Linked DNA regions of Homo sapiens: regions 1, 2, 3, 5, 6 and 7 are each linked to region 4. Evidence: chromatin loops called from intact Hi-C (ENCODE). Cell type or tissue: mammary epithelial cell. All regions are shown on one strand. Region 1 overlaps CERS6 (ceramide synthase 6). Region 2 overlaps CERS6 (ceramide synthase 6). Region 3 overlaps CERS6 (ceramide synthase 6). Region 4 overlaps LOC105373734 (a long non-coding RNA gene). Region 5 overlaps CERS6 (ceramide synthase 6). Region 6 overlaps NOSTRIN (nitric oxide synthase trafficking). Region 7 overlaps ABCB11 (ATP binding cassette subfamily B member 11).

Evidence for each region. Peaks named below come from ENCODE experiments on the same cell type or tissue, not always from the same donor. Only the 100,000 strongest peaks of a DNase experiment are listed, where the experiment ranks them.
Region 1: it touches region 4 in a loop (9-fold over the local background); 81 of 110 quality-filtered maps call a loop at or near these places.
Region 2: a loop joins it to region 4, with 8 times the contacts of the local background. A loop is called at or near these places in 14 of 110 quality-filtered maps.
Region 3: a loop joins it to region 4, with 8 times the contacts of the local background. A loop is called at or near these places in 58 of 110 quality-filtered maps.
Region 5: it touches region 4 in a loop (14-fold over the local background); 97 of 110 quality-filtered maps call a loop at or near these places.
Region 6: a loop joins it to region 4, with 23 times the contacts of the local background. A loop is called at or near these places in 8 of 110 quality-filtered maps.
Region 7: a loop joins it to region 4, with 13 times the contacts of the local background. A loop is called at or near these places in 91 of 110 quality-filtered maps.

The regions. Positions count from the first base shown.
Region 1 is chr2:168,696,049-168,700,048 of GRCh38, reverse strand. All of the region lies in intron 6 of CERS6 (ceramide synthase 6), which reads right to left. Among named protein-coding and RNA genes, the nearest start is that of CERS6-AS1, 88 kb to the left of the region's middle. In mammary epithelial cell, a CTCF peak has its summit at 2,240; a DNase peak (open chromatin) is centred at 2,148; H3K27ac peaks cover 349 bases.
Region 2 is chr2:168,772,088-168,776,087 of GRCh38, reverse strand. CERS6 (ceramide synthase 6) reads right to left here. Exons shown (of 10, transcript NM_203463.3): 10 at 954-4,000. CERS6-AS1 (CERS6 antisense RNA 1) reads left to right here. Exons shown (of 3, transcript NR_045787.1): 2 at 1,137-1,267; 3 at 1,450-4,000. Among named protein-coding and RNA genes, the nearest start is that of CERS6-AS1, 12 kb to the left of the region's middle. In mammary epithelial cell, a CTCF peak has its summit at 2,205 (motif pointing left); no DNase peak of the experiment used is centred here.
Region 3 is chr2:168,704,207-168,708,206 of GRCh38, reverse strand. All of the region lies in intron 6 of CERS6 (ceramide synthase 6), which reads right to left. Among named protein-coding and RNA genes, the nearest start is that of CERS6-AS1, 80 kb to the left of the region's middle. In mammary epithelial cell, a CTCF peak has its summit at 2,445 (motif pointing right); no DNase peak of the experiment used is centred here.
Region 4 is chr2:168,344,498-168,348,497 of GRCh38, reverse strand. It overlaps LOC105373734 (a long non-coding RNA gene), which reads left to right. Exons shown (of 6, transcript XR_923559.3): 4 at 16-180. Among named protein-coding and RNA genes, the nearest start is that of STK39, 99 kb to the right of the region's middle. In mammary epithelial cell, CTCF peaks have their summits at 239 and 1,695 (motif pointing left); no DNase peak of the experiment used is centred here; H3K4me3 peaks cover 505 bases; H3K27ac peaks cover 640 bases.
Region 5 is chr2:168,757,848-168,761,847 of GRCh38, reverse strand. The region is part of intron 8 of CERS6 (ceramide synthase 6); the gene reads right to left. Among named protein-coding and RNA genes, the nearest start is that of CERS6-AS1, 27 kb to the left of the region's middle. In mammary epithelial cell, a CTCF peak has its summit at 2,443 (motif pointing right); no DNase peak of the experiment used is centred here.
Region 6 is chr2:168,848,140-168,852,139 of GRCh38, reverse strand. NOSTRIN (nitric oxide synthase trafficking) reads right to left here. Exons shown (of 16, transcript NM_001039724.4): 9 at 958-1,056; 10 at 736-861. Among named protein-coding and RNA genes, the nearest start is that of SPC25, 40 kb to the left of the region's middle. In mammary epithelial cell, a CTCF peak has its summit at 2,349; a DNase peak (open chromatin) is centred at 179.
Region 7 is chr2:168,918,816-168,922,815 of GRCh38, reverse strand. ABCB11 (ATP binding cassette subfamily B member 11) reads left to right here. Exons shown (of 28, transcript NM_003742.4): 28 at 1-2,035. Among named protein-coding and RNA genes, the nearest start is that of G6PC2, 20 kb to the right of the region's middle. In mammary epithelial cell, a CTCF peak has its summit at 2,037 (motif pointing right); no DNase peak of the experiment used is centred here.

The DNA of each region.
Region 1 (4,000 bases), 350 kb before region 4:
TGCCAGGGATGCTTCCCTGAGAAGGACTCTGAACATGAGCAGAACTCATTGGCCAAAGGCCCAGGCCTTGAAGCCAAACAGCAGCTTAGTTAAAAGGGACATAGGGCTTAGACATAAGCAAGCTGTTCTGAGCTCCAACGCAAAAATATTTATTAGCTTCCTTTGGAAATTTTAGATGGCAGTAGAAATGTTCATTGTGAACAGGTGCTAAAGGATACAATTTTAACAAAAATTAAGCCTTGGGAAATAAAAGATGTTTTAAACATCTTTTATTTTTCATCTAATCTTCCCTTTGGGAAGATTAATAGTATTTCTCATCACTGACCAAATAAGTACCAACTCTGGAAATGATTACAAGTGAGGCAATGTGTTCTGTCACCATGAAGATGAAAAGTTCTCCCCTCATTTTTAAACTTCAGATTCTATATGGAAATACAGCAATTTAAAAAAAAGGTGCCAAAAAAGAAGAGTTTATGAATACAAAACCATTTTAGAAAAATTCGTGAACCCAATAAATCAAAATAAATGATTGTCAAACCTATTTAAAGTACTGATTCTAGAAGTCTGAGGCATGCATTTGGAGCCAATGTTTATAAATCCTGGTCCCTGTTTGAAAATGGCCATTGACACTCATTGTTATTTAATATGGGAGCCAAAGAAACACTGTGATAACTCTTCTATTAACAACCTCATGAACGTCTTCTGAAGTTGATTTCCATACTGTATTGCCAATGGGTGTCTTCAAACATCCCTATCCCATCATAAGGAAGCAGGCTGTTTTTAGAGGGTTCAGTTAATAGTTCCAATACAGAAGGTGGAGAGTGCATCTGGCAGACAGAATGTGCCATAAATCCTCACTAATGGCTAGAACAGCAGGTCCTCCAAATGGAGGCGGAATAAGGATGGAACTGCCAAGGACCCATGGGGCCATTCAGCAAGACGCAAAGGGGAAAAGCAAGCACTGCAGCTCCCTAATGAGAGATGGCAGCAGAGGAAAAGGCCTTCCTAATGAAAACCTGTGCCAAGGAGTAAGCATGCCTGGTAGCGGCCAAATTCCCATTTTTGTGCAAGAAACAAGAATAAACCAGCTGCATCAGGAATGTACAAATCTAATCTGACCAGCAGAAGACAAGAGGAGCTACCTATCTAAAACATGCTATTCATATTGACTAGCAAAAAATATACAATCGATTTCTAAACACTGACAATATATACAGGCCTAGGATCAATTCCACAAACTTTACTATAAAATTATCCCTTTTACAGGTGTTTTCCACTGATGTTATATATGTTAAAGTAATACAAAATGATACACTTCAATCCCCCAAAATAATTCACCTACGAAAATTATTGAGATAACAGTCATTTGGCTTAAAGCAATTGATATGGTTTGGATCTGTGTCCCCTCCCAAATCTCATGTTGCAATGTAATCCCCAAATATGAAGGGGCCTGGTGGGAGGTGATTGGATCCTGGGTGCGGTTTCTCATCGTTTAACACCATCCCCCATTGGTGCTGTCATCGGGATTGTGAGTTCTCTTGAGATCTAGTTGTTCAAAAGTGTGTGGCACCTTTCCCTCTCTTTTGCTTCTGCTCCACCATGTAAGACATGCCTTGCTTCTCCTTCACCTTCTGCTATGATTATAAGTTTCCTGTGGCCTCCCCAGAAGCCAAGCAGATCCCAGTATCATGCTTCCTGCACAGCCTATGGAACCGTGAGCCAATTAAACCTCAAACCTCTTTTCTTTATAAATTACCCAGTCTCAGGTGTTTCTTTTTTTTTTTTTTTTTTTTCTTTTTTTTTTTTTTTTTTCCTGTGAGACAAGGTCTGGCTCTATCACCCCGGCTGGAGTGCGGCGGTGCCATCTTGGCTCACTTGGTGCACAACACCATATCTGGCTAAATTTTGTATATTTTATACAGACAGGGTTTCGTCATGTTGCTCAGGCTGGTCTTGAACTTGTGAGCTCAAGTGATCCACCCACCCACCTCGGCCTCCTAATGTGCTGGGATTACAGCCATGAGTCACCATGCCTGGCCACAGGTACTTCTTTACAGCAGTGCGAAAACAAACTAATACAGCAATAAAGATATTTTGAGCCCTGCTGGCTCACTGCAAAGCCACATTCCACATGTGATGAGAAAGCTCAAGCTAGTGCAGGGACTTGGTAACTTTTGGTATAGCAATGTCTTACTAGGACTAGGCTTCTGGAAGCCAAGGACAGCTATTCCTGCTTTTGACTCTGGATGGCACCTCTAGTTCTCACTAAGCAAGAGAAGGACTGATAAAATGGCAAAGAGCTGTTAAAGGCTAACTACCTGTAATGTCAGGAGCATGGCAAGGCAAGGATTATGTATGTGTCTAATCTAAGAGTGAATCACAGGGCTCTGCTTGGTAAGCCTAGCCTCTAATTCATTCCTATATTGCATGGCCTTGAGAAACTTACATAAACTCACTCTGTGCATCAATTCTCCCAAGTTAAAAAAAAAAAAAAAGGAAGAATGTTCTAGCTCTCTGTTATATAAGAGTTTTACGTGACTACCTGGACAAAAGGTCTCCTCAAAAAAGAAAATAAATGCAACATGAGCCTCGCACAGTACCTGGCACACAGAAAATAATCAGTCTACATGTATTGACACTACATGACCAAAGAAGGCTCCCTCATGTAGGACAGAAGAGATTCCCTTGACATACCATCACTAAAGAGTCCGTAAATGATTTCAGAAACCAACTCGGAGTGTTGGGTGCAATGAGTAAGGGAACCACAAATTACGGGTGTCAAAGAGTCATCTGTTATGCCCAAGCTCGCTTTGACAGGGACCACCTACTTCTGAGAATCAGCTGATATATACCATATTAAGGGCCCTGTAGCCATACAAGTCAGAAAAGATAGCTTTTTGCCAGCCAAGTAAGCCACTGCTGTAGGATGGTGGAAGGAGCATATGTGGGGACAGGGGACTTGGGTAGTAGTAGGCCCACAGACTCCTAAACGCTTTTCAGCTGCCACTTGGATACCAGTTTGCAACTTAGCAGATTACTGATTTAACCAAGAAATGATACATTACAGTACTGTGCTCCATCATAATGTAAAGGAACTGATTTTGCTTATTCATTTACCCTCAACTTACTGATTCCCACGATGAGCAGCTACACTGATAGTCATGGGGGTGCAAAGGCGAACATATCTTGCTTGCTGGGGACTAAATGCTTGTGTCCTTCTCAAATATATATATTGAAACTCTAACCCCCAAAGTGATAGTATTAGGACATGGGGCCTTTTGGCAGAAGCCCTTGTGAATGGGACTCATGCCTTTTCACAAGGAGGCCTCATAGAGCTGTCTTGCCCCTTCCACCATGTGAGGACACAGTGAGAAGGTTGTCATCTATGAGAAAGTGGGCTGTTGCCAGACACTGAATCTGCTGGTGCCTTGATCTGGGGCACCTCACCTTCTAGAACCGTGAGAAATAGATTTTATAAGCCACTCAGTCAATCTGGCATTTTTTTGTATTAGCTCAATTGGATTAAGACATTGCATTTTATCCTCCACGTATTTGAACTTTGTCTTGAAGGTTTTAGAAACATAATTCTTAGGCAGCAGATAAACAAGAATGACTACTTAGATAGAAAGACTGTTTAAGAGACTACATAATAGAGTGGGCAAAAGGAGAGGGAACTGTAAGTTTGTCAGTGACATTAAGGAAGAAGGTATACGGAGTGGCAAAAACGAGAGCAAAGGAAAACGTCCTGGCTGACATGACTTTTGGTTCTAAGGGTTACTGGAGAAGAACAAGACTAGAAGACCATGTCTTCAGTCAGGAGCACTTTGTATGTAAGGCTTAGTTTCATCATTCATAAAATAAGCATAAATAATAAAATAATCAAACTGGACCTCTGATTTGTTGTCAGGACTAAATGATATAATGTACAAAAATAACACAATATACGTTGTGTATCCCTTACCCCAAATGCTTGGGATTAGAACTGTTTTCCTTGGATTTC
Region 2 (4,000 bases), 430 kb before region 4:
CCCATGTGGCACCTTCTGCCATGTGATGACCTTCACCAGTTTCCAGCACCATGCTCTTGGACTTCCCAGCCTCCAGAACCATGAGCCCAATAAACTTCCATTCTTTATAAATTACCCAGTGTGTGGTATTCTGTTACAGCAGCAGAAAGCAGACTAAGACAGATGCTTATAGCATTAGATTATGCTATGTTTTGTAGAACTGAAGAATTCATGGATTCCAAAAAAGTATATTTTTTCATAGTCTGTATTTTTGTGTCTCAGAGGAATGTTGGTGGTTTAACTTATTAGAATAACTCATGCTTGAAATCAGCATGAGTTATTCTATTGTTGGGGGTGGTTATAATGTTTATAAGATTTTAATAGGGTATCTGCTTTATTTTTTATAATACTTGTGATAGTGGTGGGGTGTCTGGTTGAATTTCAGTGCTATTTTTACGGCTTTTGAGTACTAGAAGACCTAAGCTTAGAGCAGAAGAGCAGATTGAGAGAGGTATTTCACAGGAAAGACAGAGAAAGATGGAGAGAAGTTCTAGCAAAGTGAGGTACAAACCAAGAGAAGATGATGTGGGCCAAACTCCGATGAGGGGTGCATACACAGAGAAGGGAAGTTTTGTGTTGTGCTTTGGGTGTTTATCCTAGGTGCCTCTTTTAAAATTTTTTTAAAAATAAGCATAACCTGATATATTTCAGATGATCTCTATAAACCATGTTTTCCAGAATAAAGTGCTACATAAAATTTAGCATTGAGGTTTTAATCTTAATTTTCAAAGAGATACTACAGTCTATCCAAGTTAACGTAACATTACTTTCTCAATGATCACAATGATACTGGGAGTTGACGAGGCTTGTAACAATCTACTGGGATGATGTGAGCCTTTATTAACCTCATCAGGTGAGATGTGATGTTTTACCCACACGAGCTGGTTAGCATTTACAGTAAAGGGCACTTACACTGCACTCTTAATACTTATCTTTATTATGAAAGTGTTTCCAAAGTAAAATGATCCTCATAATAATGATTGCTTCCAGAGATCAAGAATGAATAATTATATTTTCATATAAAAATCAGCAAAACACAATAACAATACATAAAATAATTCTAATTGGCTAACAGTATTTCATTCCATTTCTGACAGAGATGCTCAAGCACTGAATTGTCTTAAGAAAACAAGTAAGGTTTTGTCACCTATCCTATTTCTCACTGCAAGTTGAAAAAAATCAAATCCAAACACCACCACCCCTTCTATGACAACAAACGGCTGTGGAGGTAAATGACTATGTGGGCAAAGAGTTGATGAAAATCATGAGCTTAGGGGCTTTATGAAACTTTGGGAAATCAAACTCAGAGGTTGTTTTCCATTCTTAAAGTAATGAAGCTCTAAGTTAAAGTTTCAGAATCATCACATAACTGTTCCTATTCCATAACTCATTTCTTTTTTTTTTTTGCAGGTAATCTTATTTTCCTAAGGGTAGTTTCATGATGACAGTGTCAAAAAATTACTGTGGATAAAGAAAAAATTGTCTCAATGAAATAGAATTTTTCACTGAACACAGAAACCATCTCAATAGTTGCTGCTCCCTGGTTTCCAGGCCACGCAACAGACATCAAACCAGGAAGCCAAACTTTCATGGACCTGTGTTAAGAAAAACACACATACATGGGCATACTACTTTTTCCAGAAAAACGGAATTAGGCAGAGAAGGAAGTGTGGGTGTACAACTGATCCACAAGCTATTGGGAAATCAATAGCTAAAAAATGTCCACACCCTGGCTTCCTTTTATCAGGAACTCCAGGAGGCTGAAGGAATGTGAGTGCATGAGATAAGCAAGACAGATCTTAACGGTCCCCTCACATCCCTTTCTGGGCAATCTCCAGAATGCCTAGTTTTGTGGAGACACCATGTACTATCTGGCTGCAGAGACTTTCTTAGGTCCCGTGTTAGACCCCATGGGGTCTCAGCATGTGGTCATGTGGTAATGCATTCCTTTCAAAGGCTTTGGGTTGAACTCAAGTTGGAAATACCTGGAAAAGACCAAGCTTCTCCTTTGGGTGTCTGCGGATCCTATTAAAAATATTCGTGATGTTTTAAGTTCTCCAATACAATTTTCTCCACGAAAACAAGCATCAGATACACTACCTCTAAGTATTTATTGGAGGGGTTCCAACAGCCTCGTGGACAGGCCTTCTCAGCAGCTACTGAGTGCCCCCTAGGGGTGGGGAGGGGCCAGTGCACATGGAGGCAAACCACAGAGCCCTTTTGTGGCCTATTATTATGAAGAACTAAAATGTGGCCAGTGAACCAGTCAGTGCTCATCACTACGGGGTACTTTGACAATGGCACAATTTCATTTTACCAAAAGAAACCTTCACTGGCTCTGGGGACTGCAATATCTTCATTTTAAAATATTTTGCTGCGTTTTCTTCAAGGGCGGCTTGTGACAACTGAACTGCTGATTATTCCTTCCATGGACAGCATGGTAGTGGCAAGTGCAGTAACTGGGCTCATTGCATTTTCTCTTTCCATACAAGTTACTGCAACTGCCATGTGATCACTTTTCCAGCAGGCTGACTTCGATTTGATTTTTTTCTTATTTAAATGTTAGAAACATCTCAGGGCTATTATTATTTATCTACAAAGCAGAAATCAGCCAAAGACAAAGGAAAAAAGTAAGCTAATCAGAACCTGAAGACCTGAAATACCACATGAAATGTAAACATTTAACTTTTTATTTCCAAAGGATTTCTTGAAGCCTCTCTGGAGATAATGACATCACCACACATACTGTTAAACAATCTTTTAATACCTTTGGAATTACTCTTTATAATTTTTATACTTCAAATTAAGAAAACCGCCCAATGTTCAGGCAACTTTGGCATTAACATTTCCAAGAAAGGGACAAAAACAACTATTAATGCAACATCATGAAGAGATTGGGGACAATTGTGGGTGTCTATAAAGCTCTCTTTGAAAAGCTCTTTAAAGCGAACTCAGGTAAATGGAAATGAAATCTGACTTTTTACTTAGGCCAAATAACAATGAGGTTTGAATATAAAATGGAAGATTCAGGCCCTTTCTACCTAAGATGAAGGCATTTAGTTTGCTCAAATTCAAACTCCACCAAATACTCTGAATGGAAAGTTTGGCAACAGAACTGGACATGTGGAGGTTCACCAACCATTTTGATCAAAGGTGATCTGATTTTATCTCACTTCTTGCCTAACCTTTCTGGCTTCTTTACCTTGACTAGATGCCTGTGGCATTATATAATGATGCAGCCCAGCAGAAGTAGGATGCTAATAAACCCTGGGGTAAAGCAGCAATCATCTGCATTTTTACCACATACACTTGAATAATCCAAAATACTGAGAGTTGCTTCCCTATGCTCAACATCCATAGGACCAAATTTGGAAAGGTGAACTGTAGTTGGCTTATATGCTGGCCTTAGGTGCTCTTATGACCTGTGCTTAGCCATATTTAGCTCACTGGCTAAGAGGCTGAAAAGATTCTACCACCTTCAGGTGTGTGGGGAACATGAACAGGAGGCTGACAAACAAGGAGGGAAGTTTCTATTGTACCTGGTGAGTGGGTTTTATGAAAAGAATATGGGTAGGGATGAGTCAGTGATATTTTGGTTTTATCACTTTTTGGAGAAACATACATATATATACATAAATAGAACACATGTTTTTATATCATTTATTGACCTGAGGCCAAATTCTACTCGATTTTCTACTTTCCCCCTACTAAGAGATCCAGAAAAGCTATTAACATTAGAGAATAAAGTATTACTTCTTCTGGAATCCTTTCTACATACCCCTTTGTACTCTGGGAAGGTTTGAATGTGACCAGGAAGGAGGAGATATCAACACAGGCTAAGTTAATTAACGAAAAACAGCATTCTGACTAACCTATAGTTGAATTTACAAAATACACTTCAAAGCTATGGCCTGGTACAGGGGGAGGATGAGATACTGCACATATTTTTCTCTCTCAGCCT
Region 3 (4,000 bases), 360 kb before region 4:
GTGAGGATTTCAGACAAAATTTACATACACCAAGAATAATCATAAGCAGCTTTTCCATTAAGGGAATATAAAAATATAATAGCTTCTCAGCCTTTGGAGATGGGTAAAGTCCTGATGATCAGGATGAATATATATAAAACCTCTTAAACAAAGAAAACCAAAACCCCCAAATGGTATACTAACAATCTTAATATTAAAACTAATGTGTGCAAATAAATCACAAAATACGTCCTTAAGGCAAAAATGAAATGTAGTACCAGAAATTCACATCAGAATAATTTGCTGCTTTGTCCTGTCTTATGGTGGTTTCTAGAATAAATAGCAGTACAACTTCTAAAGCTTTAATAATTTGGTTAAAAAACAAAACAAAGAAATAAAGGACTAAAAAATTGTGTAGGGTCTTAAGACAATGGCTAAATAATAAAAGTATATTTGGGGTGATTTACAGAAATCAGTTGATTCTGGGTCTCTCCCCAGTAGGCAATTTGAGGAGAATCATAACCATCTCTTACCAACTTATGATGTGAAGAGTTCACATAATGTATGTACAATCTCCCACGAATTATTTGGTTTTTCTATTTCAACTGGCTTTGAATTTTGGCTCACTATAAGAGAGCTGGTTAAACGGACCATTTAAAGAAAGGTATTTCACATAAGGCTCTTCGAAACTCTAACTAGAACTCACTTTTTTCTTATGTATAGCCTATGCACCCTAAGATAAATATTTACAGGAAAATCTGGAAAGGAATGAAGAACTGTGACTTATTTGGGAAATGTTTGTTCCATTATAAGGTGGAGGAGTCCTGGCAGGAAGGAATCAATTATTCCCTTCTCCAAAATTCAGTCTGTGAATAAAACTTCATTCACATTAGATCTAGAATTGAATCTACTTCAACACTTTTTTCCCAATAGATTATAGATTTCTCTCCCTTTGGACTAAATGTATACACATTTAGGTCCTTGAGGGGGATAACTGTAACACACAAACTTCATTTTAAAAACACCAAGTGCCATGAAATTAATTGGTTTAAAGATGTTGAATTTTCTGTGGTTACTATCAAAATGTTTTTAAAATGTATACTGATGTGATTTAATTATCTCTACTAGCCATTCTCAAATCTGACATCCCCACTGTTCATCAAATATGCACAACAGGCTATCCTACTTTACAGCAAAGATAGGCAAAGGGCCAGATGGCCATATTTGGGTTTGCAAATAAAGTTTTATTGGAATACAGCCACGCCCATTTGTTTTCTTATTGTCTATGGCAGTTTTCTTGCTATAGTGGCAGAGCTGAGAAGCTGCAACAGAGATTACACGTCCCCAAAAATTAAAATATTTATTACCTGGTCCTTTACAGAAAAGCTTTATGCCCTGCCTTAGAGTCACATCAAAGGACATATGGGAAAGCATCATATTGGAAAAGTCATATTATCTAAGATGTGGCAATGGCATAGGCTCGTGGCTAACTTCAACACATTTGGGTCAGACCAAAAAATGTGTCAAGAGATTTAATTTTCATAGCTGTCCGGATGTAATCCATTCAATATTACTCTCAAAATTCAGATAAACTATAAAGAAAGAGAACCATCAAAATTCTCATGATCAAGTATAACCACAGCTTTAAAACAATTTGAAAACCAAGGAGACTTCACAAGCTTTTAAAAGTAAGATGCTTCTTTGGATTCAGTATTATTTTCTCTACTGCTAGATGTGCCATTACTTTATGGCTTCTAGAAACATATAGAAATGAAATAACCATTGTATAAGCAGAGTTTACCCAATCTTTCTCCTGTGCAACATTTATGGCCCCATTTCAAGATCAAGAACTCATAATCTTGTCTACTGTGAATTATTTAGTTAATATTTAATCTTTAGTTATTTTATCACCATGGAAAAGGACACAATAAAATTTTATTTGCACAATAGAAAACAGTAAGATAGTGCTGTTGGTTAGCTTCTGATGGGCCTGGCCAGAGCATGGAGCTTGATTTCCAATGCCCTGGAGTCCTCCTTCATGCCTCCCTTCCTCTCCCCATCAAAAGCACACTCTCCAAATACACTCTGCTTTCAAATGATGTAGATAGTTTTCTTAATTGTACATATGTCTTTCTATTCATTGAACTTTAGATCCTCAGAAGCTCTCTATCACTACGAGCCTTGCTAAATCACAAGTGCCTGGAGATGAAAGTCTTTAGACACACCTTCTGGGTTCTGTTTAAATTACCCTTGGCTCAATCACACTAGTTTGCACAGCTTTTAATGGGGAAAGGTCACTTCTGAGACATTTAAAACATACTCAACCTAACAGTCTTAAGTGATGCAAGGGTTAGCAGAATTAACTCTCCATTTTTTTTTTGTTGTTGCAATAACCCCTGGAACAGAGACATAAATACCCTTTATGATATCAAATAAACCCATTCGGGCTGAAAACATCCAGAATGATCAGTAGGGGGCAGATTGTGTTCTACTAAAATCAGAAACATCCCAGGACTCAAAAGCCATCATCCATTTACTATAAAGGTCTTGAGGCCTAAATTGACAATGGGTAACCAGGGACTCAATTTTGTGCTTTAGATAGAAGATGGAAAAAGTCTTCTTCAGGTCAACCAGGTTGGGATGGCATGTAAATTGTCAGGAGGGGTTTGGGGAACTCTTGTCATCATCCTCAGCCTTATCCTCCACATTCTAACTCCTCTTTCTTCAACTGCCTGAGCTTCCTACTCCCAACCCCTCACAAACATACAGAATTCTAGCTGCAGAATTTCCTGGAAGCTGCTTCTTGTCTCTATGCAGACCTCTGGCCATGCAGGTTTGTTTTTGTTTTTGTTTTTTTTTCTTCTGGCTGTGATGCTTGCGTTTTCTCCTCTTTTGGCTCCTGGCCCCATCCCACCTTGACTACCTGGTGAATTCCTATTTACACTCTGATTTGCCTAATTCTCATGTGCCAAAGGCTCTTCTTTCTGACACTGTCATTTATTCTTAACAACAACCCTATAAAGCAAGTATGACTTTGAAACTCTATTTTACATAGAAACTGAGGCACGGGAATGCCACATCATTTTCTCTAGTCACACAGTAAGGACGGGCTAAGCCAGCTCTGAATCCAGTTGTGTGACTCCAGAGCTCAGGTATCTAACTACCATAGCAGGTTGCTTCTCAGAAACGGACGTGTGAGGAAAATGACTCTGAGGAAGGAGGCAGGAAAGAGGAGACACTTTGGAAAACACATATAAGTGACAGACTAACAAACAGAACAAGGTCTACTCCTGGAAGACAGGAAGAGATGGGGATCAAGAACAAAGGTGCGGCCGGGTGCGGAGGCTCACGCCTGTAATCTCAGCATTTTGGGAGGCCGAGGCAGGCAGATCACAAGGTCAGGAGATCGAGACCATCCTGGCTAACACGGTGAAATGCCCGTCTCTACTAAAAATTAGCCGGGTGTGGTGGCACGCACCTGTAGTCCCAGCTACTTGGGAGGCTGAGGCAGGAGAATCGCTTGAACCCGGGAGGTGGAGGTTGCAGTGAACCAAGATCACGCCACTGCACTCGAGCCTGGGCGACAAAGCGAGACTCGTCTCAAAAAACAAACAAACAAAAAGAACAAAGGTGCAAGGGTGAGCCTTGAGTGGAAGGGGTGCCTCTTTTCAGGAGGCCAAAGGGAAGGACAGATGAACGGGTTTGTTTATATTTATGGGGATGGAAAGTGAAGGAGTTCACGACTTCAGGGAGAGAGACAGAGCTATAAACGGCCAAAGTGGGTGTTTTCCCAAGGCCCCTAGAATTGACTTGAGAGAAACTCCCCATGAGAAGCTGAATGACCAAACCTCCCAAGGGCCACCAAGACCTCCTGAGAGAGGTGGGACTCCTGAGGACCCGAATTTATGTGCCCAGAGCCCGAGACCAGCAGCACCGCGTGGCTCTCTGTAATGCTGCAGCCCTCTGCAGCACACTGGAAGAAGAGGCTCCTGGTCGTCACTCTTCTGCACCCTGAATTACA
Region 4 (4,000 bases):
AATTTCTGCCTCTAGGTGTATGGTCAACTAAACAATCCAAAAACCATGTAGCTCCACAATAATCAGAAATTCTGGATCCAGTAAAACAAGTCTCCTTTAAGACATGGCTGAATGCTGGAAGAAAGTAAAGAAAGTTCCTGGAGTCAAAGATGAAGTGAGAAGGAAAAATCAGAGCAGTGAGTACGTGCATGTATGCTAGAGCCACTCAGGGTGGGAGTTGCCTGGCTTGGCCACCTAGAGGCTTGGATTAGAATGCTCAGGCCAGGGCAGAATGTGAGGCCTGGAGATACAGAATGCTGGGTGTTGGAACTGCAACCCCTGCAGAAATCCTGGTCTTCAGAAGGGCTATACTCAGAGTGAGGGAATGAATCAGGAAATGCACCCATCGGCTCAGGGAGACAATAAAGGTGATTTTCTATCTCAGTGGTCTGGGCTCTAGGGGAAAAGTTTCCCTTGAGAGTTTGTAATCATGGGTCTGTCATTCCATTGGTTCTGAAAACCTCTAAACTGAGAAATAAACATAAACTGAGGTGGGGGCAGTAATTCCCCTTGGGCAACTAACAGAAACAAGGGCAAAACCTTCCTGATCTAGAGGATTAGGGTTGTCCAGGCCCCTCGGGATTCCCTCCAGCCGTTCCTGCATTTCAAGATGCATGCTCTTAAGCTCTTATTCTCATACTTTTCAGTTCCAATGACCACAACTCTTTCAACAAATTTTTATAGGAGTTTCCAGAAACTTCATCCCGCTCATTTTTTTCTGTGTTCTAACATGTCATGTTTCATTTAAAATGTATCCTTTTCCTCCAGTTCAGACCTAAAGGTAATACACCAGAAATTGTCTAATGTGTGGTATAAAATAGGACCATGATAAAAAAAAACCAAAGTAATAAAAAATTATATTACTGTAATAATTTATTAACGTCATATCACTATAATAAAACTTTTATTATAATAACAACTACAGTTGATATGTCTTATGTGCCAAATACTATGTACTAGACATGCACACTCCTTTTTAATCCTGAGGAAATCCTGGGATAGGTTCTAACACTACCCTCCTTCTACACATGAGGAGAAAGAGGCTTAGTAACTTACCCAGGGTAAAGGAGCTGGGAAGTGGTCACAGAGCTGGCAATGTGTTATCACCAAAGCCAGGATTGAAACCCAGCCCTATCTACCTTCAATGCCCTTGCTTTAAGCCACGAATCCTCCATCTCTCTTAATACTAGTCCTGGTAGGGCTAGTTCCCTTGTTAGTGACTATCACGCGCTTGAAAGTGTTTGAAGCGACCTAATATTCCTAGGATCCTTACTTCTATAAACATTTAAATCACAGTTATTTTTCCCAAAGATAGATTGTCATGGGAGAGGGGAACAAAGACTAATGAGGAAGGCACAGGCAGGAAGCGGGCAGAGGACCAGAAACAAAAGCAAAGATAGGAGTGGGTGGGGACACGGGAAATTTCTTTTGCTTACTTCACAAGCTTACAGCCGACCTGGCCTGGCAGGTGACAAGGTGCCTCTGGATGACACAGCCAGGGATTCTTCTAGGCCAGTTGCTTTTGATTTCTTACATTTTTTTGAAGGTAATACTAGATTTCTGAAACGGCTCTCACCGACGCGCCTTTGTTTCTCCTGGAGCCACGGCTCCTCAGCAGAGGACATTTGTGTTTGGGAAGCCTGCCCCCTCCTGGATTAGTGAAATCTTACAGGCCAGGTTTCCAAGCTCTCCAAAATTAGATCTAGTGTGTGAAAATGTTTAAACTGTCGTTCAGAGATTTGAGGAAAACAAATAATTTCTTTCATATGATTTCCCTGAGATTTTTGGATTCTTCTCATATAAATCTTTAGGTGTATTTTATGGATTTTGAAATAATACCCACCTAAAAATCCTGAAAAAATGTTTTAAGGACCCAAAGAGATAATAATAACAGCAATAATGGTAAACATTATATTCAGTGATTTCTATGTGCCAGCACTGTGCAAAGTACCCTGTGAATAATGCCAGTTGCAGCACTCACCACCACCCCAAGAGACAGGTTCTCTGCATTATTACCCCCCACCTTACAGAAAGCCTCAAAGCAGCAGTCCCCAACTTTTTTTGGCACGAGGGACCATCTTTGTGGAAGACAATTTTTCCACAGACCAGGCAGGGGGTCGGGGTGGGAGTGGTTTCAGGATGAAACTGTTCCACCTCAGATCATCAGGCATTAGATTCTCATAAGGAGTGTGCAACCTAGATCCCTCGCATGCACAGTTCACAATAGGGTTCACGCTCCTATGAGAATCTAATGTCACTTGCTGATCTGACAGGAGGCAGAGCTCAGAGGCAGTAATGCTCATTCTCACCAGCCGCTCACCTACTGCTGTACAATCCCATTCCTAACAGGCCACAGACTGGTACAGGTCCGCAACCATGGGGACCCCTGCAAACTGGAGATCTTCTCTACCACCACCCTCACACACCCAACCACCCGTAGGTTGGGAGCCCCTGAAATTCTTGAACTGTCATGCCATCCTATTGACCACACTTGATTGAATCAGAAATAATCAACCAAGCTGAGTTACTTGGACACTTTCTCCTGGGAATTTGGAAGCAGAATGAAAATAGCCATCAGTCTAGGCTTGTCACTTGAATGGAGGTCATCAAACATCAGGAGCCCACTGTGGAAGAGCATGTGCTGCCACGTGCATGGAGAGGCAGAAAAAGATAACCAGAAGAAAGAGAAAAGAACAAAGGGGAAGCACAGAAAAAAGACAACTTCCCTTTTCTTAGTCCCAGTCCCCCGTGAGGCTCCCCTGCTGGTTACACTGATTTGGCTACTTGAAATAGGTTTGTTTTTGTCTATCAAAAAAAAAAAAGTGTATATAACTAAGTCGTGTGAGCAGTAATATGTAAAAGTGAACCAAATCTACTGTTATAATGGAATAAAATCTGAAGTTAATATGGCACATTGAATGATGTGCATAATTTTATTGTACTCCATGGCAATTAGGCTCTAATAGGGAGCAATTAATGAAAATGACTATAATTATTATCATGTCAACAACGCCAAGCCAAGCAATTCCAAAGTCAGCTGTAGGGAGGAGGAATTAGAGACAGCAGGAAGTTGTTCTGGGGTTCCTCAGAAGAACCTGGGATTTAAAAACCAGGAGACTAAGTCCCCCACCTTGCCGCTCACTTCTCTAGCAACCATCACCCAGGAGGACTCCGGAGGTCCCAGCTAAGAAGCTGTGAGCCTCTAGCTACTCCTCACCACTCTCCTTGCACTACCTCTTCCCTTGCTGCTTCTCCAAAGAGGAGTCCTGAGGATGGTGGGTTGTTGGGGAAGGGCTGCATCTGCTTGAGAGGCTGTCTGTTCCTCAACACTGGATTGGTGAAAGCTGGAGCACAGAGAATTGGAAGCTGTTTTAGAAGAAGTTGCCAGCCTACTTTCCGTGGTGCACACCTCCTTCAGTCTATGTCTACCCTTGGCACAAAGCATCATCAACATGGTCCAGAATAGCTCAGCTGGGATCTGTGTTGAGGATGGCGATGAAATCCTCATGGCAATAAAATGCATGCAATGGCCTGGCTTTGCTCTCTGTTCCATGGGCAGCTGCGGCTAGGAGTGTGACACATGGTTGAGGTAGGACTGGATTGGGTTGTTGAGACTGCTGCATCCCAACCAAATACCATCATCTCAGTCTCTTTTCCACTGACGTACAACTAACAAAGACCCTTCAGAACAGTCAACGAAAGCCAGATCCTAGACATCTGAGTAGTTTGACTTAAAGTAGCCAGCACTTAGAAAAATCCAGTGACTGGAAGTATTCTGTTTTCCTCCTTCCACTAAACCAGTACCTCAGTCTGAACTTCCACCAATTTGTGCATTTGTGTTAGTAAGCAAATAAGTATCAGCTATTTTACATGTATTACTTCCTTGAAAATGGTTGTTTTTTTTTTTGGTTTGGGGGTTAATTAATCTAATTAATTAATTAACTGTGATCCTGGCATAAGA
Region 5 (4,000 bases), 410 kb before region 4:
GGATAATGCCTATATTCCTGCCTTGTTTATTATCCGAAGAAGCAGTTATCTCTTTAAACATCAGTTTGCAGGCCAGGGGGACAACAAGGCTCAACTCTGTGGTGGTGTGGGAGGACTCACACACCTTACACTTTTCTATCTCCAGCACCCTGCAAGACACCTGGAAGTAACATGCTGGCTAGACACGTTTGTTGATTGACCACGTGTTTGCTAATCCAACAATCCAATAAATATGAAGAAGAAAGCTCTGGAATAATAAGAATAATTTTATTTCAAAACTAGCTCTGCTTCTTGACATACTACACATATTGATATTCAGAGAAACTTTAGTTCCCTTTGAACAGAAAGAGGTTCTGTGTAAATAGCAACAATGACTGCATTATGCCATTCATTATAAGTTAACCTTTGCTGGATTATAGACTGAGAAGCTTTCTCGCCATTGTGATGCTAGGACTGATGCTACCGCTTGGCTTAATTTGAACAGGATGTCAGAACAGTCGTTGGCGACATGGCATTCACATTAATTTCTGAAACACTGCATCAGGATTTATAGGCTTTGCCATGACAATCAGTGGCACCTCTGATTACTTTTGAGATGCTGCTCAAAAGTAATGGGATTTTCTTTGAAAATCGACTTGGCTTCCTGTAGAGACACTTGAGAAAATACAATCAGTGCACCAAACGGATATATCTCTCAGTGAGAAGCATGGTAAGAAAAACAATATAGTAGGAATTTATACTAGGGAACAGAGAGAACATATGACACCTGGACTCTAATAAACAGTAAACCCGGCCGGGCGCGGTGGCTCACGCCTATAATCCCAGCACTTTGGGAGGCCGAGGCGGGCGGATCACGAGGTCAGGAGATCGAGACCATCCTGGCTAACACAGTGAAACCCCGTCTCTACTAAAAACACACAAAAAATTAGCCGGGCGTGGTGGCGGGCGCCTGTAGTCCCAGCTACGCGGGAGGCTGAGGCAGGAGAATGGCGTGAACCCGGGAGGCGGAGCTTGCAGTGAGCCGAGATCGCGCCACTGCACTCCAGCCTGGGCGACAGAGCAAGACTCCGTCTCAAAAAAATAAATAAATAAATAAATAAATAAATAAACAAACAGTAAACCCAGGAAAGAGCCTTTGTTTGGCCCAAGAATGTTACAATTGAGGAAACTGTTCTTTTTTTGGGCAAACTATTAAAATGGTGACTATAGAATCTTATTTCTGGGAGGTACTTCAGGAGTATGTACTTTAATGATGCCATCATGAACCTATGGTGACAGAGTTCAGGACAGTGGTTGTGATAGTTAATACTGAGTGTCAACTTGATTGGATTGAAGGATGCAAAGTATTTATCCTGGGTCTGTGAGGGTATTGCCAAAGGAGATTAACATTTGACAGCGGGCTGAGGAAGGCTGACCCACCCTTAATCTGGTGGGCACAATCTAATCAGCTGCCGGCAAATATAAAGCAGGCAGAAACATGGGAAACGCGAGACTGGCCTAGTCTCCCAGCCCACATCTTTCTCCCGTGCTGGATGCTTCTTGTCCTCAAACATCAGACTCCGAGTTCTTCAGTTTTGAGACTCGGACTGGCTCTCCTTGCTCCTCAAGCTTGCAGCCAGCCTACTGTGGGACCTTGTGATCGTGTAAGTTAATACTTAATAAACTCCTGTATATACCTCCTATTAGTTCTGTCTCTCTAGGGAATCCTGACTAATACAGTGGTTGTCTTTGAGGGAGGACTGACTGGGGTTGGGGGGATCTGAGGGAGGCTGGACACTTCTGTATCTTGATCTGGGTGATGATCACGTGGGTTATACATACATACAAATTTATCGAGCCATATACTAAAGATTTTTTGCACTATATTGTATATAGGAATTATACGCCAATAAAATAAAATGGAAGACAGTACCCTGTGGGCCAAACAAAACACATATGTACAAAAAAAAACACACACAACGTACAGCTTTTGGCTTTAATAATTACTATAATATCAGGGTTCTCCTTAGATGCTTAGATGCAAAGGGGTATGGCCTTAAGTATCTTATTTAAGACTACTTTGTTTTTGCTTCACAAAAACAGTTGTAAACTGTTCTGCATAAATGTGTTTATCCCCCACACACATAATAAAGAACTGTATAATAGTTCTATGATAATCAAAGTTAAGATAAAGAACCCATAAAAGGTAAGAATGAGCTAAAGTAAGTACAGGGCATGGCCAAATTAAATCTTATGATTCATTAAAATCACCCACCAAGGCTAAGCAATTGGGGTGGTCACAGATGAATTTGTATTCAACCTATGGCTTCTAAGAAAATAAATTCTTTTCTTTCCAAATAATAGCATCGAACCTCTACTGTTGTCTAATGGAGAGTATAGAGGCAGAAGGGACCTGAGACCATTTTTCTTTTCATTCATGTTAGGCTCACTTAACCACTAGATGGCATATCATGCATGAACAGTACATACTCACGCGGGTTTGTTCTGCCCAAACCTTTTGCCAAGGGTGAGTCCCAGTACAGAAAACACTTGATCTACAGGTTATACCCCTCATTCTAAAAATCCCATCAAATGAATGGGCATCCCATCAAATGAATGAAGAGGCATCAGTCTGACCTTTTTTCATCCTGCATTTGACAGAAATGCACCTACAGGGCAAAGCTGTGCTCCATGCATTTCACTGCTGATGCCCTGATACACCTGTGACCACCCCAATATCTTAGCCTTGGTGGGTGATTTTAATGAATCTAAGATTTAATTTGGCCATGCCCTGTAGTTACTTCAGCTCATTCTTATCTTTTATGGGTTCTTCATCTTAACTTTGATCATCATAGACATAAGGGATATGTGTGTGTGGGATGCATACATTCATGCAGAACAGTTCACAATCTTTTTTTTTGTGAGGCAAACACAAGGGAGTCTTAAAGAAGATACTTAAGGCCGTACCGATTCGCATTCTAAGCATCACTGTGACTTAAAGCATTATGCTTTACCCTGCAACCTGAGGACTGCAGTCTCATAATGTCACAGAGCGCAGTGTAAAAAGACCTTCACTGGCATCTTACTCCAAAAAACCTACCTCCAATGCTCAATTTCCCCATTCTCATGCGACTTCCAAGTAAGAGTTTAAATCCATTCTCCGTAATATGTAAAATTAGATGAACATTCTTTCAGACCTGTACATCTTAAATACTCCAGTGACATATAGGCAGCAGCACATAATGGTAATAAGACGATAACAATGGCCCAGGTGATCTTACCGTATGAATGGGTTACAGGTGCATGTTTTTGATGATACCATGGCCCTTGGCCATGTCAAGTAACCGCAAATTTGCCTCCGCCGCTCCTCCCCTACCTTAACCAAAGAGTTCTATCTGAGCCTTGGGTTGTATGTTTTTGGAATGATCTCTAAAAAAACCCACAATAATAATTAGACCCAAGTCAAATATCCAGAGCCAAGATTTCTTCTCTAAGGAACAGAGTCAGGGCTTCACTTTAAGGAGTGCTACAGAATGTCAGTGACGATACCTTGAAAAGTAAAATGAACTTTGTGGTCAAAATTAGGGTGTGGTTTACTTCAGAGCTTTTGAATGGTCTTGACTTTGCTTTCCCAGACAGACCTCAGTGTATTTCATGATGTGCGTTTCTCTGGCATGGATGTTCATTTGACCTACACAAAACATAAATGAAAGTAGATTCTACCTAAGATGACTAATCTGCTAGCACGTTTTGTCCATTTTAAAGTAGATGCTGATAGAAATGCATTTAAAATTCACTCCGAACAAAAAAAGTGGGCATTTAAAACCTGAAAGTCGGGTAATTAAGTCATGATTACAAGCAACCCTCGTTGTGCTGGTTTTCCTAAGGTAATAAAAGCTCCAGGCTTAAATAACATCTTGGTCAACATCAAGGCTATTACAAGGCTGAGAACGATGTTTCCAATTTCCTTCCTTTTAACAAGACTGCACCCCGGCTGTAGCTTACATTCTCCACAATACTG
Region 6 (4,000 bases), 500 kb before region 4:
TAGAATATGATGAGATGTCACTTCTGAGATTAGCTTACAAGAGATTATAATTTCTTGGGCACTCTGGCTCTGTCTGTCTTGATCACTCATTTTGCGGGGAGTAGGCTGAGACATGGAGAGACCCACATGGCAAGAAAATGATATCTCCAACCAACAGCAGCGAGGACTGGAGGCCTGCCAACAGCCCTGTGAGTCAGCTTGGAAGTGAGTCTTCTGGAGGAAGAGCCTGGAGATGTCTGCAGCCCAACCTGATACCTTGATTGCAGCCTTGGGAGGGGTTCAGAGACACCTGGCTAAGACACAACTGAATTCCTGACCCACATAAACTATGAGATAATACATGTTTGTTTTAAGCCATTATTTTGGTGGGGGTGGGGAGCGGTAATTTGTTGCACAGCAATTTGTGCAGACAACCAATTTAAGCACCACGTGATATACAGTGATTAATTATAGGTCATTGAAACATGTCTGCCTGGCACTACTTTTATAGAAGACCGAATATGAAGATTCTGTTTAAAACCCTGCTTGACTTTCTTTACTTCTAGAAAATACCAAAGACATGTTTCCATTGTACAGTTTGTAAACTAGAATGCTGGGTTTTTTAAATTTATATGGGGTATGAGAAATCATTTTCATTGATAAAACATGATATTTGCTTTCAATTTTTTCAATGTAAGTCCCTCAGTACCTAAGATTCTCCATTAATGTAACTTTTTTTTTCCATTTCATACTCACAAAGTAATCCGTTAACAGGAACTCAGATTTGTTTTCTGTAGATAAAATTGCAGTTTCTTCCATTACAGCCTGGATATCTTTTTCAATGTCAATCTTGCTGATGGCACAGTGAATCTGCGTGTGGCACTGCAATGCCAAGGGGAACAGAATAAGGTTGTCGAAGAAAGGTTTCTGCCCCTTCTTACCAGGCATACCAGAAATGGAGAGATCATCTCTACTCACTGTGGTCAGGGTTTGGCCAAAAAGAGAAATATGTTGGCTGTACTGGTTTAAGTTATTGCATAAAAGTTGAATTCTTTCCTTCTCCAGCTCCAGAATGCTCTGAAAAGAATGAAAATTGGGGTAAGATCAGCCAGTTGTTATGCAAAATGGAAGTCACTCATCAAACACTGACACACCTGAAGACAGACTGAACAAAGTCTCATGATTAGCCTCTTGACTATGTCATATCCAAACCATAGTGGAGGGAGATTTCCAGGAAGGAATGTGTCTTGGTATCTTAAATCACTCACACACTTTCCCCAGGCTCTTTTGACCCAAAAGGCATATAGGCAGATGCTGTGGGTTACCTAAGTTTATGAGGAAGGGGGAGAAAAGAAGAAAAGGAAGCATTTGAGACACAATCATGGATTCCAGAGAATTCCAGAGAATTTCAGTAGAGATGGGGTTTCACCATGTTGGGCAGGCTGGCCTTGAACTCCTGACCTCAGATGGTCCACCTGTCTTGGCCTCCCAAAGTGCTAGGATTACAGGCATGAGCCACCGCGCCTAGCCAGGCCTTGTTTTTACAAAAAAAAAAAAAAAAAAATTGGGAAGAATTCCAGAGGGTGAAGCCCAGGAAAGCCCATATCCATGTCTTGGAAATGCATTGAGACACCCAATAGTTTTAGAATTGTTTATAGTACATTCAAGGCGTTCTGCTAGTCTGCAGGGAAGAGAATGACAGGCCACAAATTCTCTGTTTAAGGAGGTTATTTGACAAGAGAAGAATCCCAAAGTCTGACCAATTTATAATTCTGCCTAAAATTAGGCCTGGGAGTCAGAGTCCGCTGTTTGCAGGTAGACACATAGCCTCTTTATTTTGTGTGAGATGACAGAAGTTTCATTATTAGACTTATGACTTTTAGGTAGGAAGGGTAAATAAGAAAGTGAGGGGAATCACATTTGCTTTGTTAGCTATTAACATTTTAGAGGCCGGGCACAGTGGCTCATGCCTATAATCCCAGCACGTTGGGAGGCCAGGGTGGGAGGATCACCTGAGGTCAGGAGTTTGAGACCAGCCCAGCCAACATGGTGAAACCTTATCTCTACTAAAAATACAAAAATTAGCCAGGCATGGTGGCACACGCCTGTAATCCCAGCTACTCAGGAGGTTGAGGCAGAATTGCCTGAACCCAGGAGGTGAAGTTTGCAGTGAGCCGAGATCATGCTACTGCACTCCAGCCTGGGTGACAAAAGTGAAACTGTCTCAAAAAAAAAAAAAAAATGAGAAAATGTTACTTATTGGACCCATGCCAACTGAGTTGCTGACTGGTGGTTTTACAGGGGGCAGAAAGCTTTAGCAACTAAGCATTCTTAGAGAAGGCTGGCTCAGGCAGAGTATTCAGGGAGACTCCAAGGCCATGTGGGGGCAGTGTAAGGCTGCTGGGTATGTGCCCAGGGGACTTTGGGCTTTGATGGAGATGGCAGGTGTCCAAGACAAAATTCTTCCCATCTTTTTTTTTTTTTTTTTTTGTAAAAACAAGGCCTGGCTAGGTGCGGTGGCTCATGCCTATAATCCCAGCATTTTGGGAGGCCGAGACGGGTGAACTACCTGAGGTCAGGAGTTCAAGGCCAGCCTGCCCAACGTGGCAAAACCCCGTCTCTACTAAAAATACAAAAATTAGCCAGGCCTGGTGGCGGGCGCCTGTCGTCCCAGCTACTCAGGAGGCTGAGGCAGGAGAATCGCTTGGACCTGGGAGGTGGTGGTTGCAGTGAGCTGAGATCATGCCACTGCACTCCAGCCTGTGCAAAAGAGTGAGATTCCATCTCAAAAAAAAGAAAAGAAGAAAGAGAAAGAAAGAAAGAAAAAATACAAGGCCTGGGCATTCATCCTTTTATCCAGGGAAGTCCAGCTCAGTTGCTCTCATACCCACCATCCCAACTCCTGCATCCCACAAAGAGCACCAGCAATCATCTTTCATGAACAAGGCTTTGGAGAAGTTGGTGGGTAACACGACCATAGGGAAGAAGAAAGATGGGTATGTCTCAAGGCCCTTGGCAGTGCAAGAGAGGTGAGAATGGAGAGTCACAAAGATCACTGGGTTCTCCTTGCTCACCTCTTGAAATTCCTACAGGAGCCCATTGGCCTGATTCAGTATGGTATTCCTCTATATCCCTGTGTTGTTAATTCATCTATGGTATATGGTGATTAAAATTATTTTAAATTTCTTTATACTTTTAATTATGGTAAAATTTACATAATATGACATGCCATTTTATCCACCTTAGGCATCCATTTCAGTGTCATTAAGTGCATTCACATTATTATGCAAACACCACCATAATTCATCTCTAAAACTTTTTTCATCTTGCAAAAGTAAACCGTACCCATGAAACAACGACTTCTCATTTCCTACGCTCTGCATCCCCTGGCAACCACCATTCTACTTTCTGTCTCTACAAATTTAACTACTCTTGATACCTCTTACAAGAGGAATCATACACTACTTGTTCTTTTGCATCTGGCTATTTCACTTAGCATAATGTCTGCAAGGTTCATCCATGTTGTAGCATGTGCCAGAATTCCCTTCCTTTTTGGCTGAATAATATTCCATGGTATGCATATACCACATTTTGTTTTTTGGTATATAGTCATTTGAACACTGCTTGCAAATGAAAGTAGTAAAAGGCTCAGGCAGTAACTATGAACATCTGTGCCAATCACATGCAACTTTAGCTTTTGTATCAAGTGTCCTGACATTTGGATTGGAAGCCTGGAGCCACGCCCCCATGGCAATCTTCTTAGTTGCCTCTGAAGCTGCCCAATTTTCATATGTCAATGGGAGTCAAATGGATTGGTTTACGCTGGCAGTCCCCTGAGGCTTTCACAAAATTGCAGGCACCAGTCATTTGAATGTGGCCGTCTGCCCTTCTGTCTCCCAGATAAAGGATTAAAGACACAGAATAGCCTATCAAATGTTTTGCTTCTTAAAAGGCAGAATCGATATGCCTCATAACAAATACGTAAAACAAATTCTGCTCAGTTGTTTGGATCTCCTATGTG
Region 7 (4,000 bases), 570 kb before region 4:
ATGAAAATAGCGCATTTTACTTTGCTGTAGTTTCATAAGGTTTTATACAAAAAAGCAAGTAAATATGGCAGAAAAGCACTCATTTGCCCCTGCTCCCTCAAAACACCACAGAATGACATAGAACTAAAGGCGGCAGGAATCTACAAGAATGAAGAAAACACAGTGATGCCACCTGCAAAATCTTGGGAGCCAGAAAGCAAATGGACAATTGATAATAGAGTTACAAGATGAGAGAAAACAAAAATGTAACCTGTTAGTTGGGGGAGCCTAGAAACATCCTGTTTTGTACCACAGACCCCTAGAAAGTTTCAAGATGTAAAAACACTGGATCCTTCTGGAAGGAGGAGACAAGGGGACAGAGGGACTGAAGACAGAAGAATGGACCAAAAGCCTGTATGGAAACAGAATTGCAGAGCCCCGCCTGCAGCAGGATGGCTGCCTTTCCCCAGTTCCAGCGAGAAACTGCATACTCCCTCTCTGAGGAGGCTCACAGGGAGGTTTGCACTTAGAGACACAAGATGAAGTTGAAGGGGCAGCTAACATACAAGAGACAGGGGGATTGAATGTAAAGCTGTGTATGAACAGAAGAACTCCCAGCCCCTCTCTTCTGGCAGGAGATTGAAGAATGATTTTCTGGGGAAATTGGCCAATCTTAGAAAAGAGGTCGGGCCAGGCGCTGTGGCTCACTCCTGTAATCCCAGCACTTTGGGAGGCCAAGGCGGGCGGATCATGAGGTCGAGAGATTGAGACCATCCTGGCTAACATGGTGAAACCCCGTCTCTACTAAAAATACAAAAAAATTAGCCGGGCGTGGTGGCGGGCGCCTGTAGTCCCAGCTACTCAGGAGGCTGAGGCAGGAGAATGGCGTGAACCCGGGAGGTGGAGCTTGCAGTGAGCCGAGATCGCGCCACTGCACTCCAGCCTGGGCGACAGAGCGAAAAAAAAAAAAAAAGAAAAAGAAAAAGAAAAGAGGTCAAGGACTCCGTCCTTGGAATCCTAAGAAAATTTTCCAGCCGTATTACCCTTCTATGAAGCCCACCTGTCAACCAACAAGCACCCACTCGATCAGAGCTTCCCCAGGCTTTTTGGTGTCTCCTCCTTGCATGGGAATTGACTTCCAAGGACCACCAGACACTGAGGAAGTATTTTAACATATAAAGCAAAAGCAACAATAGGGCAGCTGGAGAAAGGAAATTAGAAGTAACAGAGCCAATGCAGTGATTAGAAAAACACTCAAAAAATGGTAATAAATGTGTTCAATGGGTCAAGAGAACATATTTCCATCTATTTAAATAAAAACAGGAATCAATAAAAGTGAACATACAAAAAAGAGCTCTTGTCACAGAAATGAAAACCTTGGGAGCAGGACTGCACCCACGGTTCCCACCAACCTATCCTGCCATCATGTTTTCTCCCTACTCCAGCTTCCTCCCAAGCTCACTCTACGTAGATGGTTTTTCTTCCCTTAGCCAACAAACGAAATTCTGCCTATAAATTAAGCCAGGACACTAGGATATGGAGGTATATTATTTATGTCTCTTTTCCAGTGTTTCCTGGTATATAACAGCAAAGATGGTTTAGCAAGTTAACTGGTCAGGCCAGAATTCTTGATGGTTGCCAAGTCAGGAGGCAGACGGTGAAGGAATGCATTCTGGTTATGAAAAATGGCAATGACGAGTAAGTTGCAGAGTAAAGATGCCTTTTAGAGGAAATTAAGGTTTGCAATAAATGCATGCTAATCCTCTAATTTTGATGAAAGACTAAAGCTCTTGTTTTGGTTTGCATTTCAAAGAGCAAGAGCATAGGCTCTTGTGCTGGGAGGTGGCCAGTTTCCTGGAAAGGAATTTATGGAGTCTGAAAGAGGAATTAGTACAAATTATATTTTCAAATAAGATACTTGAAAGTTATTGATGACAGGGAAAAGATTGTCTAAAGAGGGCTTGAAATTGGGGAAATAATTGAGGCTCAGTGACAAAGGAGAAGATTACAACTTCAAAAATGAATAAATAAATAACATTGCATGTTTATTTTACAACACCAGGGGGCGATGATGTCTACGTTTTTATTCTGTATCCTTTATCGCTGACAAAGATTTGGTCTCTGCAATTTTACCTTATTGTTTCTCAGATGACCAAGGGGTTGGCTTAATTTGTTCTGTTTAAACTTATTGCAAGTCCTTCTGTAATTTCCTAATGTTTTCATAATGTGTGTTGTGACCAGACTCTCCTTATAACCCCAGTTAATAAAAGTTAACAGGAAAAAAAAAAAATAGAAGGATTGGAAGATAAAGTTGGGGAAATTTCTCTGAAAGTAAAACAAAAAGATAGAGATGAAAAGTAGGAAAAAATAAGAAAAGAAAAAATTGAGGGTAACAATTCAGGTGGTGCAATAATTAGTCAATAGTCTAGTTCAAGAGAGTTTATTTAAAAAAATAAATTTAGACTATTTTAAAAAATAGTCTAAGATCATTTCCTACAATTGAAGAATATGAATTTCCAAGCTGAAAGAGTTCACCCAATACTGAATATAATAAATAAAAATCCTATTTGGGCACAGTATGAAATTTTAGAAAATGAGGGAAAAGGAGAATATTTTCCAGGAGAGAAGGAGGAATGTGTGACATATAATCGATAAAGAATTATAATCATGTGACTGGGCACAGTGGCTCATGCCTGTAATCCCAGCACTTTAGGAGGCCGAGGCAAGAGGATTGCTTGAGCCCAGGAGTACAAGACCAGCCTGGGCAACCTGGCGAAACCCCATTTCTAACAAAAAAAGAAAAGCAAAAATTAGCCAGGCATGGTGGCATGAGCCACTCGGGAAGCTGAAGTGGGGTGATTGCTTGAGTTCAGGTGGTTGAGGCTGCAGTGACCCAACATCGCGCCACTGCCCTCCAGCCTGGGCAACAGAGCAAGACCTTGTCTCAAAAAAAAACAAAACCAAAAAACCAAAAAACAAAACAAAACACACACACACACAAAAGAACTATAATGACATAGGACCTCTTGACAATGAAACTAAAATTCATAAAGATTTGCCTTCAAAATTCTAAGGGGAATCATTCTATATGTAGCAAAGCTATTCTCAAGAATGAGAGAGGTCTAAAGACATTCTCAGTCATGCAGGTCTCAACACCTCTACTCCCCATCTTTTCTCAGAAAGCCACAAAAGGGGGCTTTTTTTTTAAAAAATAAGGTCACAGATAAAAAAAATAGGAAGATATGGGATGTAAGAACAGATGACCTAACTCAAGAATGAGGTGCTGGGAATCTCCAGGATGATTAGGAAGGAGATCCCAGGATTACAGGTGTGCTGTACCCAGAGGAAGTAGTCAGCTAGATTGAGGCAGGGAAATGGGTTCTGAGAGGAATGTCCCCCAGAAAAACATGGTGCTGCTAGAATGCCTGGTGGGTTTGAATGCTGAGAGAAGACAGAACCCCCTGCTAGAGTTTGAGGGTAAGTTAGCAATGCGTAATAGAAGACAAAGAGAGTGAGATTGGAGATTTTTAGCTATTAGCTCTAGGTGGAAAGAAAAGTTACACAAAAAGAAAATATATTTTTATTTTACCTTATGACTCATCTGAGAATGTTATTTACAAAGTCACATCAATGTAAAAGCTTAATACTGATCTAAAGCAGAATTATAGATAGATTATGAAAGGAACAAGAAAATATGTGGGGTAGGTTGGGATGGGATAGGACATGGGTAAAAAAAGAACTGGATCCTTGTGGTCCTCATATTTCATAATGGAAACTAAACAGTTAAACATTTAAACAAATAAGATGTTTTACAATAAAAACATCTTATTGTAAAAGATGAAGGTGAATACTGAAAGAAACTGCTAAAAGATTTATGTACATATATATCTTTCATTGAAAAAAATAAAGTTTAAGATGAAAAGGGGATAGAAATGCAGTACAGTTACAAAAATTAAAACAATAGATACTGAAACTATTATAGATTTGAAAGATACATCACCAGAACAGAAGGGAGTCCAGA